2 separate regions of the Mus musculus genome follow, and region 1 is linked to region 2. The links are chromatin loops, found by intact Hi-C in ENCODE. Cell type or tissue: left cerebral cortex. All regions are shown on one strand. Each heading gives the region's core, and the rest is flanking DNA. Links, peaks and the distances in the headings are about the cores only.

Evidence for each region. A loop is a pair of places that touch in the nucleus more often than their neighbours do. Peaks named below come from ENCODE experiments on the same cell type or tissue, not always from the same donor. Only the 100,000 strongest peaks of a DNase experiment are listed, where the experiment ranks them.
Region 1: a loop joins it to region 2, with 3 times the contacts of the local background. A loop is called at or near these places in 1 of 42 quality-filtered maps.

What each region holds. Positions count from the first base shown.
Region 1 is chr15:77,014,994-77,023,317 of GRCm38, forward strand. Mb (myoglobin) reads right to left here and starts at 7,794. Exons shown (of 3, transcript NM_001164047.1): 1 at 7,496-7,794; 2 at 2,583-2,805; 3 at 494-1,079. The coding sequence starts at 7,590. The coding sequence ends at 933. Gm52199 (a long non-coding RNA gene) reads right to left here and starts at 216. Exons shown (of 3, transcript XR_003951577.1): 1 at 1-216. In left cerebral cortex, for the core only: a CTCF peak has its summit at 3,921; a DNase peak (open chromatin) is centred at 3,919.
Region 2 is chr15:77,363,778-77,372,101 of GRCm38, forward strand. It overlaps Gm3787 (predicted gene 3787), which reads right to left. Exons shown (of 3, transcript NR_168297.1): 2 at 6,395-6,689; 3 at 5,716-5,833. Among named protein-coding and RNA genes, the nearest start is that of Gm41353, 8.2 kb to the right of the region's middle. In left cerebral cortex, for the core only: CTCF peaks have their summits at 3,651 (motif pointing left), 3,860 and 4,580 (motif pointing left); DNase peaks (open chromatin) are centred at 451, 2,318, 3,089, 3,275 and 3 more places; H3K4me3 peaks cover 746 bases; H3K27ac peaks cover 4,646 bases.

The DNA.
Region 1 (8,324 bases), core at 21-8,020, 350 kb before region 2:
GTGTTTGGATAGTATCTCCCTGTTGTCTGTCCTCTCCCTGGCCGGAAGGTCAGCAGCTGCTACTGTTGGCCACAGGCTCTGTCCTGGGGTCAGAGACCCAGTTGTCTTCTAGGCCACTGTTTGGCTCTCAGCTCTGCTACGTTCTGGCTGGGTGACCTTCTCACATTGCCTCAGCTGTTGGATCCACAGCGAGACATCTCCTCCCTGTCTCCTGCCCTGGGCACCTGGCACTGATCCTCAGACTGCCAAGGTCAGCTGACCCTGTCTGCAGGCCCGCCATCTTGATCAGAGCCCAGGTGGGGGGCCCTTTCTTCCCTGTCCCTGAACCTAGCCCAGTGTGTGCTTGTCATTGAGAGGTGATTGTAGAAAGGGGCCTGTCTCACATCTTCTGTCTGCCCGCCATCCCAGAATGCACCTTCCCATTTCTTCCAGCGACGTTTGTGGATGTTTCCCTTACCGGAAGGGATAAAAATATACCGGACGGAGACAAGAATTGAGGACTCGCAGGATATTTTATTGAGACAAGGTGGGTCAACGGGAAGCTGAGCAGTGGGAGACTTGATGCTCACCGCCCCGTTTTCACCCTCCACTCCCTCTAAGCAACCCTCCATCTCGCCCAAAGGTCAGGGTCTGCTAGTCAGTGACTTGGATTTGGGGTCAAATGTGACAGTGGAAAAGAGATTTTCCCAAAACCAGAAGAAAATGGACTGGGACTTAGGAGACCTGAGCATGACCCGGCAGAGCTGACGAAGGCCACTTTGCACCTCTGGGCTCCAGGGTAACACTGCCCAGAGCCCTGTCCCCAGGGGTGTGGGTGGATGCCACACTATGCTCCCCTCTTCTGTTCTCTGCTAACCTAGAACACTGCACACGCTACTTGCTACACAACACTGGGTCCCAGCTTGGTGGGCTGGACAGTGGGAGCCCATGGCTCAGCCCTGGAAGCCTAGCTCCTTGTACTTGGCGGCAATGTCATTCCGGAAGAGCTCCAGGGCCTTGCTCATGGCGCCCTGAGCATCTGCTCCAAAGTCCCCGGAATGTCTCTTCTTCAGGACTTCAATGATAATTTCTGAGATAAACTGCAAGAAAGGGACAAGAGGTTGTAGGTCAGGGGACGGAGCAAGCCATGAGCTAAGGGGGTGTGTACTCACTGACCTTCTCCTTACTATAGGACTGTTCCTTGCACACTTACGATGTACCAAGTGCCATTCCATGCAATTACCATGAACCAACTCCTTTAAACCTGACTACCTGGAAGCAGGCACCACCACCATCCCTGCTCTGTAAATGGGGAAACTGAGGCAAAGACAGGTATAGCTGTGTGCATGAAGTCATGCAGTCAGGGAGGGTCACTCAAACTCAGGGAGCCCCTCTGGGGCCCCTTTCTCACCTCTCGTGTGCCCACACTACTTCAGGATGCAGGCCCAGCAGCCGGCCCATGATACCTTGCTCAGCATCGGCTAGCCCACCAGGACTGTCAATCAGGACACTTGGGAGGAGGCTTTTCCCATCATGTGATTTTATCCCTAAACCTGGGACTGAGGAACAGGTACTAACAAGGGGAGAGGGGCCAGGGGAGATCAGGTACCGACATTGCCTAGATGGGGATCGGGACCACCCAGAATCCAAAGGCTCACGATGAAACTATCATAACACTTACTTATCGTCATTGACTTAGAGTTTGGTCCCGTACAGCTTTGGCTGCTGTACTGAAGAGACTACCAAGTGACCAGGCTGAGGTCATGTAGCAGGTAGATAGTAAGCTGAGATTAGACCCAGGGACTGTGGACACACCCCTGCTAGCTCAGGAGTGGGGGTACAGCTGCTGTTTTGGGCTGGGGCCCTTATGTGCAAGTGACACAGCAGAGATGAGAGTGGGACACAGCAGAAGGGGACACCGAGGGACACAAGTGCACCCAGAGGCACAGGACATCTTTGCAAATACACCTCTGGGAAATCTGCCTCACAATTCACAGATACAGAAACGTCTGTGGAGCCTGGGTCTGCGGAACCAGCCCCAGCTTCAGGGAGGCTGGGTATGTGTCTGGCCCTGCCCTGCTCTGCCCTGCTCTGCCCTGCTCTGCCCTGTGACTCCAGTTGCAAAATGAAGACAGACAGGACCCCACTGAGGGCTGCTGGCCTCTCTTTAGGCCACTTTCCAACTGGTGTCTGAACCATCATGGACTGGGGCAGCAGAGCATCAGAGAAACAAAGCGTCTACCGCTCTCTGACAGAACTGATTCGCCCTGAGTGTGAATCCTGCCTCAGTGACTTGCCCAAGCTGCCTGTGCCTCAGTTTCCACATCTGTCCAGTCCAGTGGGTCCAACAAGAGCTCCCGCTTCTGAGGAGAAGGCAAGTTGTGTATTAGTCATATTTCACACTAAGGTGCTGGCCCAGCATTTGGGCAAGCCATTAAATTGGATGCTGTGTGGCTCCTCAGCACCCTCAGGGGAACAGGGCTGGGGTAGGTTATAGAGGAGAACTGGGGAGAAAGCTTAGTGGGGAGAAAGCAGGCCACTCGTATTGAGTGGCTAAGCTGGGATTTATATCTCTGCCCTGGAGACTTGCTGTGGCCGCCTACCTCCAGGTACTTGACCGGGATCTTGTGCTTGGTGGCGTGTGATTGGGCTAGAGGCTGGATCTCGGCAGCATGTTGTCCCTTCTTCTTCAGGATGGTACCCAGGGCTGTGAGCACGGTGCAACCATGCTTCTTCAGGTCCTCTGAGCCCTTCATATCTTCCTCTGACTTCAAGTTCTTGAACTTGTCAAACTTATCCAGGGTCTCAGGGTGAGTCTTAAACAGACTGTGGGACAAGAAGAGATGGAGTGAGACCCGTGGATCTCAGGGCTAGTGTGCAGAGAAGGCAGGCAGCCATTGGATCTATATGACTCAGAAGTACCCTCTATTCCTCAAGACATCTGTGTCAGGGATGCCTCTATTGCTTCCTGCCTGAAGATGCTGAAACCTGAAGTTTTAGACCTCCTGACTATCTGTGGCTGTTGTTGAGACCCCTCTACATGAGCATAAACTTCAGATCTAACCCCAACCACTTTCCACTGGCAATGGTAAATGGACCAACCAAAGGCCACAGCTGCTTCTGCCTGTCACCTCATGAGCTCTGGCTTTATCCAACCAGGGACCCAAGTCCTGCTCTGGGAAGATAATGAGGGCTACAAGAACCACCAACTTCCCCAGATGAGGCCAGTCCCTGATCCACTTGTGGACAGATAAAACACCATCAAAGGCAGTTGCTTGGCCTAGGCCACAGCATGTGATGTCAGAGCTCAGAACTGGAGCCTGGACAGAACTAGAATTTACACCGGATGCCCCATAGTGCCCCACTCTGACATGTTTATCAGGGTGACCACAGCTATCTAGACTCTACGTGATCCTTATGGCATCACTATGAGCATATACATTTGTGTACCAAGCTGTCTGGGAAGCACTTGGTCCCCCTGGCCTCTGCCCCACAGTCCCATGGGGAGGACATCCTATGACCAGGACACTAAGCTGCTTCATCCAATCCAAGAGCTAGGTCTGGCTGCTGAATTATCTGGCTGCTTCCTCTACAATCCCTTGAGTTTGTGATGTGCTGATGTCTTCAACTCTTCTCTCGAGCTGTCCCATCCCTTTGTGGGGCCAATGGAGCCTGTGTTCATGTGGTAGTCTGGTGTTCCTTCCCTGTTCCATCCCCACTCTAAAACCAGCCTGATTAGGATCCACACTGAGGGACAGGTGGCCTCTGAGTTTTCCATGAGAGAGCATGAACTGTCACCTATAGAGTATTCACAAAGGACATGCATGTCCTTAAAGCAGTTTGCAGGGTAATTTACTGAATCCCCACAGTACACCTGAAGCAAGTTCTGTGATTGCATCATGTCTCAGAGGAGGAACTAAGAGGTCTAGTGTGCATCCAGCAGAGGGAGTGTGGGAGCCCTGTCTCTCTGCGCACGACTAGATTAGTCTCCAGACAGGGCAGGACAAAAAAGGCCCTACAGTGGGGATGGTCTCACCTCACCAGTGGGTGGGTGCTTGATACAGCCTCTCAGGTCAGCTGCTTTACGCCCCTCTTCCACGTCCATGGTCACTCATCACAGACAAGCCTTCCCACCTCTCAAGCACTTCACTGTGTGTCTGTTATCAGTTCTGTTGACACCAGCTCCCTCCCAAACACCCCACCATGTACCCATTCCAACTACACGGACTCAGGTTCATACATGGGCTACTTCTTGCTCTGTGATTCCAAGCCACTCCGAGGCAACCATCACTGAAAAGAACCCTGCTGAAAGAGCCTCATGCAGCAGACTCCATGTGACAGCTGGAGAAACTGAGGCACAGGAAGCTTGAGTGTCCTGCAGGGGTTTAACTAGGCCCTATGGCTTCCCCCTCATCCTCTGGGTGACCACTTGGGCTCTGTCCCTGTCACACAATGGCATCCCATTGTAAATGATAGTATGCAGACCCTCCACCCCCCAACACATGTTCTCAGAAGCACACACACATATGTGTGTATTCTAAGAAGCACACACACACAAACATGCAAGTCTGTTCTTCACGTGGGTGAAGAGCCATGCACACAGGCTGGTGCCATGAAGATTGGCTGGGCCTGTCCCCGGTCCTGGTTGTATTACAGAATCACCCCAGGAGCCTATCCAGAGTTGTGTGCGTCACTGACAGCTTGTCTCTGGCACTTTGTCCAGGGTCCCTGTGCTCCTGACTATTATTATCTATCGACAATGACCCTTGAGTTCCTGCTGACAGACGGGAGGCCTGACACCCACAGGTGAGCCCAAGGTCACCAGGCTGGATGGGGCCAGAAGAGGGACTCAAGGCTGTAGGCTTTAGAGATACTACACTGTGGTTCTGGGTTGGTCTCCAGGGTCCTGTGGGATGCCAGAACAGACACTCGGCCTTTCTTCGTCTTAATCACTGAGTGTAAACCAAACTGATTTCCCAACCTCTAGAAGGATTACCCTACCCTCACCTTTGCCCAGCACTGGGCAGAACAGCATTAGGCTTGCTCACATTATAGGAGGAGAGGTACAGGTTTACAGGCTCCACACAGTCACTTGCTCCCTGAACCCTGAGTTCCACAGATGGAGTCCCGGGAGAGGTCCAGAGCCCGTATCCTGGATTCCCCTGAGCACAACTGATTCGGTCCCTGTTGAAGAGACCAAGGATAGTTTCCCAGGGTTCCTTTCTTCATCATGTTGCCAGGACACCAGGCAAAGCATATACAGTCTGTCTGGTCAGGGAAAGGAAGATAAGCCTCTCTGCTTGTCTTCTAAACAGTTGCCCAATCAGACTCCATCTTAGAAGCACACGGGGTGGTAGATAGAAGGGTCACCAAGAGCATGGGCTACAGCCAAGTGGCCTGAGTTTGAATCCTATCCACAGTCGTATTAGCTGTGTGATTTGGGTCAAGTTGCTAAACCTCTCTGTCAGCTGTGATACGTGAGTTCATACTTAAGTTCATTAAGGTGATCCAACACAGGGCTTGCTCTGTGAGACTTCCTCCCCTTCCTCTCCACCTTCACCTCCATTATCACCACCGGGAGCCTTTTTTTAGGGGCGGATCATCACTGGCACAGGCTGTTTGTGACTCTCTGAGGCAGTTCTCATTGTGTGAAAGGTTGCTGTCAATACCAGTCATTTCCAAACCTTCACAGCTCCAAAATCCTTTCCCCAGCAAAAATGTCATCATGAGGGTTGGGAAGGTGGTTCAGTAAGAACATCTGCTGCTCTCCCAGAGGATCTGAGTTCACTTCCCAGCAACCTCACAACAGCTCACAACTGTCTGTAACTCCAGTTCCAGAGGATCCAATGCCCTCCTCTGGCTCCTGGGTATTGCATGCATATGATGCACATCCAGATATGTGGACAAAACACTCACAAAGTAAATTAAGTACATCCTTTTTTTAAAAAAAATGCAGGTATAAATAAACCAGAAACTATCTGACCATGAAGTGGTGAGAGAACAGCCCCTACCACCTGGAGTGCAAAGATCTTTTGCTTGCTCCTCGTTCTAGAATTCTGTGCTTACCAGCTCAGACCTCAGAGTTCTGCTAAGGTACTTGCAGAAATGACCTTGCTGAGGTCAGCGGGTGAGGCTGGGGTCGGTGTCTGGGACTGGCTGGGAGCCTAGTGCCATGGGACACTTGCTACCCTGAGAGTTGGCATGCCACCCTGGAAGACCACTTCCCTGTGCCCCCAGTGGAGAGGGCTGGAGCAGCTGGTGTGGCGCCATGACCCAAGCCTGAGACATGATAGGGTGTTAGACCCTTGGGCCTCCCAGGGTCAGCAGCCTTGGCATTGTGCCCCACCTGGCACCAGGTTCTGGCAGGCCTCAATTACTCCCCTGGGAAGGGAAGAGTATCTCTCTAATGGCACAATACTCTGAGTCTCCTTCAAGCCCCAAGTCACTGCCCAGGCCCTGGCAGCCTTGGAGGCTTGCAAGACTCCGTCCTACCAGTCTTGCCCTCAATAATCTGCTGTCCACAACAAAAAGAGAGTACGGGCTCCAAATCTCAGGGCACGAGAGTGGACAGGTGGTCTCAGCTCATGACAAACAGTCCAAAGCAGAAATAGGGCCCAGAGAGGAGAGACAACTTGTCCAAGGTCACATAGGAAACCTGTGGCCTAGGAATTTATGCTAATTTGGAGTGGGAGTTAGTCCAGTTAGATGGCTTGTAGGCCCAGCACTTAAGGATTGGGGGGAGAAAGACAGGCAGGAAGAAGCTGAGAGACCAAGGTGTTCCAGAAGCTGGTGAGCCTCCTTCCAGCTCAGCTACCTAAAGGGCTCTGGCCTTAGATGACCTTGCTCCCAAGCAGAGGGGTTAGAAACAGACTAAGGGAGTATGCAAGAATGTGAAGATCAGGAGGGGAACTCACCCTAGATCATAAATAGCAAGGAATTCATTTCCAGACTACAGCTTCACAGACAGTGCAGGGGCTGCTAGCAACAGAGCAATCTCCTCCCCAGAGCCAAGAATTATCAATCATGCATATCCCATCAGGCTTCTGAGGCAACCAAGCCCAGGACCCCGGGAAGAGTTCCAGCCTCTGGGTGAGCAGTGAGGCCCTGTGTATGAGCCTCGCCACCCCTCCACCCCTACCCCCTTGCCCAGGCTCAGAATCTGCAATTTTTCTGGGCATGTCTAGGAATCCTTTGCAGCCGAAGGCAACCACATTACCCAAGCTTTCAGTCCACACTAGTAGACGAGATCTATCACTGCCCTCATTATTCTGACTCTCTGCCGTAATAGGATTCATCTGGTGGACTGTTTGATGCTCAAGCTTGCTTTGGTTGCTGACGTCAGCGGAGATGGATAGATCCCCCTTTTTATTTCTCTACTCCAGTCTCCAGCACTTAGAAGCAAGTGAAATCTGACCTCATCATTGCAGCCAACTGGTCTACCCTGCCAGCTTCCACCTTGTCGCCATATGGTGAACCTTGGCAAACAGGTATTGAGATAAGGGTCTCTTCCTCTTACCCGATGAGGACTTCCTGTCCATGGCCAGCAAGGTCGGCCTCCACCTTCCCCCAGACATTCAGCACCAGCTGCCACTCCCCATCACTGAGCCCCATGGTGGCTTCTAAAGAGGACAAAAGGAGAGAGTGTGGGCTGGCTGTCAGCTGAGATTTGAGGCCACCTGGTCCTGAAGGGCTTTTATACCTTCCCAGATGCTAGTCTGGCCAGGATCACTGGGTGCCACATGCCCTTCCTGCTACCGTGCTCAACCCTCCAGGGGTCTAATCTCTGCCTTTCTCTGGCCCTCACATGGGCAGCTATTTTGGGGCAAGTGCCATTGTGGGAGCTAGGACAGCTTGGGGCAGTAGGGGGTGGGGAGGGGGAAGCAGCCAGGTCACTGTCTGGACTTGCACAAGCCCACAGAAAGGGCACCGAAGCCACTGCCAGCAGCTGAAACCCAATTCTCCCCCTGTCTGCTGCCCCACAGGGACTTGTCATGTTTCTAAGCTTGGGCACAGGCATCTTGCTGACCCCTAGAAGTCTCCTCCTCTCACTTTCTGACTGCTTTTGTTTATTTAATACGTGTGTGTGTGCATGTACATGTACGAGAGAGAGAGAGAGAGAGAGAGAGAGAGAGAGAGAGAGAGAGAGAGAGAAAGAGAGTGCGCTACAGCATGTTTGTAAAGGTCAGAAGACAACTTTCAGGCATTGATTCTTTCCTTTCAAAAAGACCCAGGAATCTTACTCAGATCCTCAGCCGTGGTGACAAGTCTTCATACCCACTAAGCCATCTTGCCACCCTCTTCTTACTTTGCTGATGCCCTAAGCCCAGCTGAAAGTGGTACAAAGG
Region 2 (8,324 bases), core at 258-8,257:
TCTGGCAGGCTGGACGAATATGAGCAGAATTTGGAAAGGCCTTGGGCAGTGAACGTGCTGAATTAAAGATGAAGCTGTGGTGGGCTGTCTGAGGGGTGCGATTGAAATGAGGAGACCCAGGCAACCTTCCTCTGCTCCTTCCCAGAGTCTGGTGCCCTTGGACTATCAATTTCAGGCTCTGGGAAATGCATGTGGCTTTAGTGGCGACTGGATTGCTCCTTCCTACCACCCTGGTTCAACTGCCACCACCGTGGAGTCCTCTTCCTTCTCAAACCTGGGCAGGGCTGGCATGGGTTTCTGGGTCGCAGGCCCTGGTTGTTTCCCCTATTCTAAGTCTCTGGAGTCTGTCTTGCAGAGACTACCATCCTGAGAGACATAGAACCAAGAAGCACGGATCTGCAGAAGTTCTCACTGTGGAAAATACACAGCACCTCCACCCACTTCCCAGAGTGGCTGACTCATAGGCTAGGTCTCCTCCCACCAGCCAACATCTAATTTGGGTTTGAACTCCACCCATGGTTCCCTTGTCTGAGCATTTGAATGTGTCTCTCCAGGACTTGTTTTTTTTTCTTTCTTGGTGTGTGTGTGTGTGTGTGTGTGTGTGTAGTTGGGTACCTGTGTATGTGTGTGCATGCATGTGGAAGATAGAGGTCAGCCTTGGGTGCTGTCTCTCAGGGGCTGTCCACATTGATTTTTTTTTTAGGCATAGGTCTCTCATTGGCCTGGAGATTATCAATGGTAGGCTAGGCTGACTGGCCGGCCAGTGAGCCCCAGGGCGCCTGTCCCTGTCTCCCCAGCTCTGGATTTACAGATATCTGCTACCATCTGCTACCACGGCTGGCTTTTTTCTTTTTTTTAAGAATTTTAAAAAAAATCTGGGTGTCGCCAGACAGTAGTGGCACACGTCTTTAATCCTAGCACTTGGGAGGCAGAGGCAGGTGGATTTCTGAGTTTGAGGCCAGCCTGGTCTACAGAGTGAGTTCCAGGACAGCCAGGGCTACACAGAGAAACCCTGTCTTGAAAAACAAACAAACAAACAAACAAACAAACAAACAAACAAACAAACAGAAAGGAGTGTTGGGGATTGAACTTGGGCCCTCATAGCTGTGTAGCAAGCACCTTTTCACTACTTCCTAACTCATGTTTTCCTTTTGGTCCCATCCCTGCATCCCCCTGATCCTAAAATTAGGGAGGTTCCTTATTTTACTTATCTCCCCGAGTCTCCCCATACTCTAGAACTAACTCTTCTGAAAGCTCCGCCCTGATCTGCCCAGGTCTTACCTGTTCTCCTGTGGTTGTTATGGTAGCTCTGTCATCTTTAGAAAGTGCCGCTTGCTCCCATGGCTTGCTCAGCCTGCTTTTTTATAGAACCCAGGACCACTTGCCTAGTGGTGGCACAAACGACAGTGACCAGGTCCCTGCCATATTAGTCATTAATGGTGAAAATTCCCCAGTGGCTTGCCTCCAACCGCCACCATCACCACCACCTCCTCCACCACCACTACCAAAAACCCAAACCAACCCCCGCCCCCAATCCAATCTAAACAAACAAAAAAACCCAGAACACCCAGCAATTTCCACTGCTAACAGCAGAAAGCCCTCAACCTCATACCTGAGTGGCCCCTCATTCTCAAACACAGTCAGAAGATTTTGAAATTATTTATGTATTTATTTTTTAACCAGCGTACTAGTAATAGGTTCCCTTTTGGCATTTCCAAACATGATTTGTTTTTACTAAGGTCCCCCCTCTCCCCATACCCCTACCTTGTTCTTGTACCCTTCCACCTTGGGAGTCTCTTTCCTGTTTTAATGTCACATGCATTCTATTACCCCCACCCGGAGAAAATATACTCCCCCTCATGGTACCCTTTCTAGTTTCAAGCCCTATGCTCTCATTCGTATCTATAAATGCACACACATGTATATAGCTATGCATGGACACACGTGTACTTGTGTTAATAGCTAGGATCTGCCTATGAGAGACATCATGTGGTATTTGTCTTTCTGAGGCTGAATTACCTCACTTATTATAATAATTTCCAGATCCATCCATTTTCCTGGAAATGTAAAAATAGAACCATCCTATGACCCAGATATTCCACTCCCGGGCATGTACCCAGAGGGCTCCACACCCTGCCGCAGGGACACTTGCACGGATCAGGCTTATTGCTGCTCTTCTTATAGAAGTCAGGAAATGGAAGCAAATCTGGATGCTCCTGCAGCAGCAGAGGTCTCACAGAACAGAAAAGGCAGGGAGGGAGAGACAGTTGTTACACTTACTAACCTCGGGAAGCCTGAGTAACAGTCGTATCTTTCCCAGCACGGAGAGCTGAACAGAGCAGTCTCTTTCCAGCAGCCTCAAACCTTTGCCTTGTCTCAATATCCACAGCTACAGCCCCCACATGAATGCTGGTGTCCCCACATTGTCCCGTGGTCCTATTGCCTGGTCTGTGTGTGTGTGTTTGTGTGTGCATGTCTTCTCAGCACACAAGTTACTCCAATGCAGGCAAGGAGGCTCTGAATACAGCTGTGCTCCCCAAATTCTGCCCTGCACCCCTCCTGTGTCTTGGGCTTCTTGTGGCAATCAACAGGCACAGAGGATGAAGTGAGCTCAGATTGACCAGTGTTAGGAAACTTCATCTGGGACTGTCTGTAATCCCACTACTGTGGAGGTTGAAGCAGGAGGATTATGAACTCAAGACTAGTCTGGGCTACAGAATGAGTTCAAGACCAGCTTGGGCAATTTAGTCCGTCTTAAAATAGAGATGGGCATGGGCATGGGGAATGGTGGGGGGGAGAGAGAGAGAGAGAGAGGGAGGGAGGGAGAGAGAGAGAGAGAGAGAGAGAGAGAGAGAGAGAGAGAGAGAAAGACTGAAGACAGTTTAGTGAATTCCTGTCTCCAGCCCAGTGCAGAAACCCTTTGGTGTTTGATCCTGCCGCAGACACTGGCCTTGGAGCTTGGGGAGGCTCTCCCTGTGTCTCCCGGTAGCAGTATCGTTGGCTCCAAGAAGCCATGTGGTAACCAGTTTAAACATTCGGCCAGCTCCTCCTCCACCCGCCTTCTGCCAGATGCTAATGGAAAACTGAACCAGGCATCTAGGGGTGGGGGTGGGGTGGAAGCCGGGAGGAATTGGGAAGAACGAGCCAAGAAGCTTGAAGTCCTTGACACAGAAGAGGAAGGCTTTGACTGATGTGTGAGAGCGTTAGGAGGAGGCCACAGCTCCAGAGCTCAGACGCCTTGCCTGGACAGTGAATGCAGCCACCCAGCTGGCCCAGAGGCGGGCAGTTCCCGTCCTGTGGGAGGACGTGACAAAGTCAGTACCAGAGGGAGCAATGTCGGATTTCTCAACTAGTACACTGGAATGAGGAGGAAGCCCTCCGAAAGGCTCAGGTTTATGCCTGCCTGCTCAACTCATCTTTCTAATACGTCTACTGCGTCTCCTAGCCATGGGCCATGGCTCTAAGACCCCTTACGGGTAACCGAATCTCTCCCTAGCAAACAAGAAAACCAACAAGGAAATCCTCAGAGGGAGAAGGCTGTGGAGCGAAGGCCCGGAGGGAGGCTCAGCCCTGCCGCGCAGATTCCTGGTCCCTCTGGGGACCGGCTTCATCCAAAGCATCTTTTAAAAAGTGTGTGGGCGCCCTCGTGTGGACGTTCTGTTAATACTACAAGCTTGCTTTCTAGCTCTTTTTTTGTTTTTGTTTTTGTTTTTGTTTTTGTTTTTTTGTTTTTTTTTTGAGACAGGGCTTTTCTGTGTGGCGCTGGCTGTCCTGGAACTCAACTCGAGACCAGGCTGGCCTCGAACTCAGAAATTCCCCTGCCTCTGCCTCCCTCAGCCTCCCAAGTGCTGGGATCAAAGGCGTGCGCCACCACCGCCCGGCCTCTAGTTCATTTTATTCCAGCTCAAAACTGTGATTTCCAAGCTTGGTAAGCAGAACCTTTCCGGGGGGTGGGGCCTAGCTGGCAGAGGCAAGTCACCTGGGTGGACCTTTGGAGGCAGAAGTGCCATTGGCACTAGGCAAGTGTGTGGTGCACAGATATATATCTAGGCAAAACACCCATGCATATAAAATGAAATTAAGTAGAAAAGCCAGGCATGATGATGCATGCCTACAATCCTGCACTCAGGAGGCAGAGGCAGAAGCAGAGGCAGGCAGAGCTCTGTGGGTTCGAGGCCAGCCTGGTCTACATAGTGCGTTCCAGGACAGCCAGGGGTGTTAGACAGAAACCCTGTCTCAAACCAAACCAAACCAAACCAACCAACCAACCAACCAAACAAACAAAAAACAAAAAAAAGAAGAAATTAAAAATTTTTTCAATAGGGAGGGATATCTGAGGGAATTTGTTGAATTCCACCCAAATCTGAACAAAAAAAAAATCTAAGGGCTCTTTGGATGTGTAGCCTTTGCTAGAGGAAATACTACTCAAGGAACATATGGGCCTAGGCTCTTTTCGTGCAGCCAGACGACTAAGACTGGAAAGGAAACCAGTGCTCCTCCCACTAACCAGGAGGAAAAAAAATGCAGACTAGAAAGGCCAGAGACGCCAGAGAAGCACTGTTGGAGCGCCCCCGTGTGGACACGACGTGCGTGAGCGGCATCCAAGGTTGATCAACAAGGGAAGGGCATACTGTGGTTGTGGCTGGCCTCAGCTGACAGTGTTTGCTCCGGCAGCCGTGGCTCTGACTGCTGAGAACGGGCCCTGCAGCTGGCAACCAAAGGCAGGCCATCTCCCCGTGACTCCAAAAGCCACACAGACTTTGTATGAATTGGAAAGGGAATGGGGAGAAAATGAGATGGAGCAAGAACGAGGAAGAAAAACGGCAAGAGGAAGAAGCAGGCAAAGAAGAAACGAAGGGGGTGGGGGTTGGGAAGAGGAGAAAATGCCTTGAGGGAGTTGGTTCCTAGGGACTTCTGCCACTTCTGTTCTTGCCTGGGCAAAGAATAAATGAATAAGCAGGAACCCCGCTGAATAGGATGAGGGCAGGTCCACTTAAGGGTCAGGAATCAGATAGCAGGGATCAGGGATCAGGACCGGAGAAGGACTATGAAGGGAGCTTGGACAAGGATGCTTGTGGTCTGTCTATCTTGGTCCCGCTACAGCTGACCTTTGCCCACACCTGAGCACAGGCCCTCCAAGCAAAGTCAATCCTCTGCTTAGCGACAGGTAAAGAACGCACCTGTGTTCACTCCAGCCAGACGTGCGTGAACACCACCCTCTGTCCCAGCGGGGCCTGAGGTGACAGAATCTGAAAGAAATGCCTGGGTGGAGGGGCAGCGACTGTACAGGAAGAACAGGAAGGACTTGCTGCCCGACACCCCACAGGAACTCATGTGCCCAGGGGAGCCAGTCAAAGGCAGCATAGGCTCAGTGAGCCAGTGCAGGGGTCCAGGTTGGTTGCAGCCATCTTGAGTCACAACCGGCAGGGGCATCTGTGAGAAATCTTTCCCTGCATGGCTCCCCTGTCCTTAGAGTGACATGTGGACCTTTAAAACAAGACCCTAGTGCTGTCAGAGTTAGAGACGCGGCCCGTATCCTTGGTGTCAGCTGAGGCAAGCGGACACGTTTGTCACCATTTTCCTGCTTGGCATACAAAATCTTCCCCGTGACCCATGTGGCAGGCCTTCAGACCTCCTGCTTCCCTTGGCCACACAATGGCCATAGCTTCTGTATGAGTTATCTTTCTATTGCCAGGATAAAACACCATGACCAAGACCATTTATATGAGACTTTATTTGGGCTTGTGGATCCAGAGTTTGTCATGTCTGGGAAGCCTGGCAGCATGCAGCAGGCTTGGTGGCTGAAGTGGAAGCCGAGGGCTCACATCCTGAGCTACAAGTATGAAGGAAGCAAAGAGTGAACTAGAAGTTAAACGAGTCTTTACATTATTTTTTTTTAAAAGAACACTTTTAAAAATATTTATTTATTTATTTATTTATTTATTAACTATATGTAAGTACACTGTAGTTGTCTTCAGACACACCAGAATGAGCCACCATGTGGTTGCTGGGATTTGAACTCAGGACCTTTGGAAGAGCAGTCAGTGCTCTTAACCGCTGAGCAGTGCTCTTACATGCTGAGCCATCGCACCAGCCCCCCTCCCCCCTTTTTTTTTCTTTGCTACGAGGTGTGTTTTATCTTCATCAATCACACAAATAATTTTCTATAATATCCCAGGGCAAACCGGTGAAATTTGGCAGTCCAATTTGTGGAGGGGTCCCCTTCAGAGACCCGCGGGCCAGTGGCATTCAGCTCTGAGTGCCCGGGTTCACAGTACAGCTTGTGTCCATCTTGCAGGTGGCTCTTCCTCCACATCACGAGGGAGTCTTGGAGATGACGGGGCGGGGCGGGGCAATCTTCCTAGGCTTTTTAGGAGATTTCACTCGTCCTTACCTGTTCGATGGTCTCTTTGGTCGGCAGGGTGTTATTCTCCTGCGTCTCGGTTTTCTTCAGCTTGGCCTTATCGAAGCTGGCGATTTCCCGCATGTCTGCCTTGTCTGCCATTTTCTTACAACACGTGGATTCTCTTTCCGAGCTCGCGCTTGCGTTGCTGCAGTGAGAGACCGAGTCCTTACATTCTTAAAGCCCACCTCCAATGACACGGTTCCTTCAACATGGCCATTTTAAGTCTCACTGTTGGCTATGGACACCACTCCAGAGGTGGGCAAAGCCTTTCCTGTTGTACTCCCTGTGTAAACAGTAAATGTCATATACTTTGTAAACTTTATAAACCCTCAAGACAGGAAAGTGGCCAGGCCTCTGCCTGAGGGGCCGGAGCAGCCGGTAACCTCCCCCATATCTCCCTAACTGTTGTAACAGGTTTCCAGCCTCTTTAACGGTCACAGAGAACACCTCTAGTCCCTTAACAGGACGCTCTCTAGATTATGCTAATTTTAGGTGGAACTGCTGAACAGGAAAACCCACCAATCCCTGAGATCATTCAAGCTCAGGTCTTGAAAACCCACCAATCCTCACCCTGGAAATCTCCGCTCGTAGAAAGCTCCACCCACTAAGGGATCCTATATAAACGCTGTGTCTGCTCAGCTCCCTGCTGTCTGCTCCCTGGAGCAGAGGTAGCCACCCCTAGATTTATCCCTCCGCACCCTGGATCCTCCCTCTAAATCTCTTTTATGAGATTTGCTGCCTGCTCCTGAGCTCTTGAGCTCAGCCGGGGATACCCTCCTCAGGGGCTGCAAATGCTCTGCGGAGGAGGCTTCCTCTCAGAGCTGTGTGGTTCCTGGGCCCCCATGTCTCAGGATGCTTTTCCGTTGGGATACCATCCTCCCTCAGAGCTGTCCTGAGATTCCGAGATTCCGAGTCCCAGGACACCTTCCCACCCCAGCAGGAAGGCCAGCGTTTTGGTTCCGTGACCCAGATAGGCTCTCCGGGTGCTTGTGCTCCCCTCGTGGTCTGAGCAGCACTAGGACCCTATCCTTCTTCTCCAGTTGGCCTGTAGCAGACTCACTTCAGGCTCAACCCATGCACCAGCAATGGTTAGGTAAGCTTCCCCTCTGGTCGGTGTAAATGCTTCCCTGAGTCCAAGGAAGTGATCACTGAGTGTCCAGTACCCCTCTAGTACTCCGGGGATGTGGAGGTCTTTAAGGCTACAGCTGGCCCTCTTCATCTGACCCCATTGGAGCTGCAATCCGGCTGTTCCCTTAGGCCCTTGCTGGGCCATCCCTTTCTGCCCTCTTAACCTGACCCCATCCCAGCACCCTGGGAGCTGCAGCCCTGTGTGTTAGTTAGGCCCAACTGGGTTATTGTGTCCTTTCTTGCCCTCCTCTCACCGTCTCTTTCAAGCTGCTTATAATGCCACAGCTTCTCTAGGCCCTCATGGCTTCTGTGACCCCTTTCCTTCACCTTTTCCTGTGGACGAGACCCCATTCCTAGAGACTCGGTTCTCTGCCTCTAGGTTCCGCTCTGGGCTTAGCCAGGCTAAGCTCTGATCCCCATTGAGTGTGTGAGGATATGAACAGGATTGTGTCACTTCTAAATTTTTCCTCCCCATCTCTCATCCATGGAGTCTTCTCTATCCTCTCGTTCACCCTTGGGATGCCTTTTAGAAAACCTACAGCCTCTCTACCTGGCATCCGACCTGAAGGGCTCAAAATTTATTTACCTTTGCAATCAAATTTGGCCTCACTCTCCCATAGACAGTCAATCCAAATGGCCACATAATGGCACAATAGATCCCAATGTTATTTGGGGTCTTTACAAATTCTGCAAGCGATCGATCGGAGAAGTGAAAAGGGATCCCTTGCAGCTAAGCCTTCTCTTACCTCTGCTCCAAGGCTTCTCTCTGTTTTCCCTCTTCTCTCTCAGC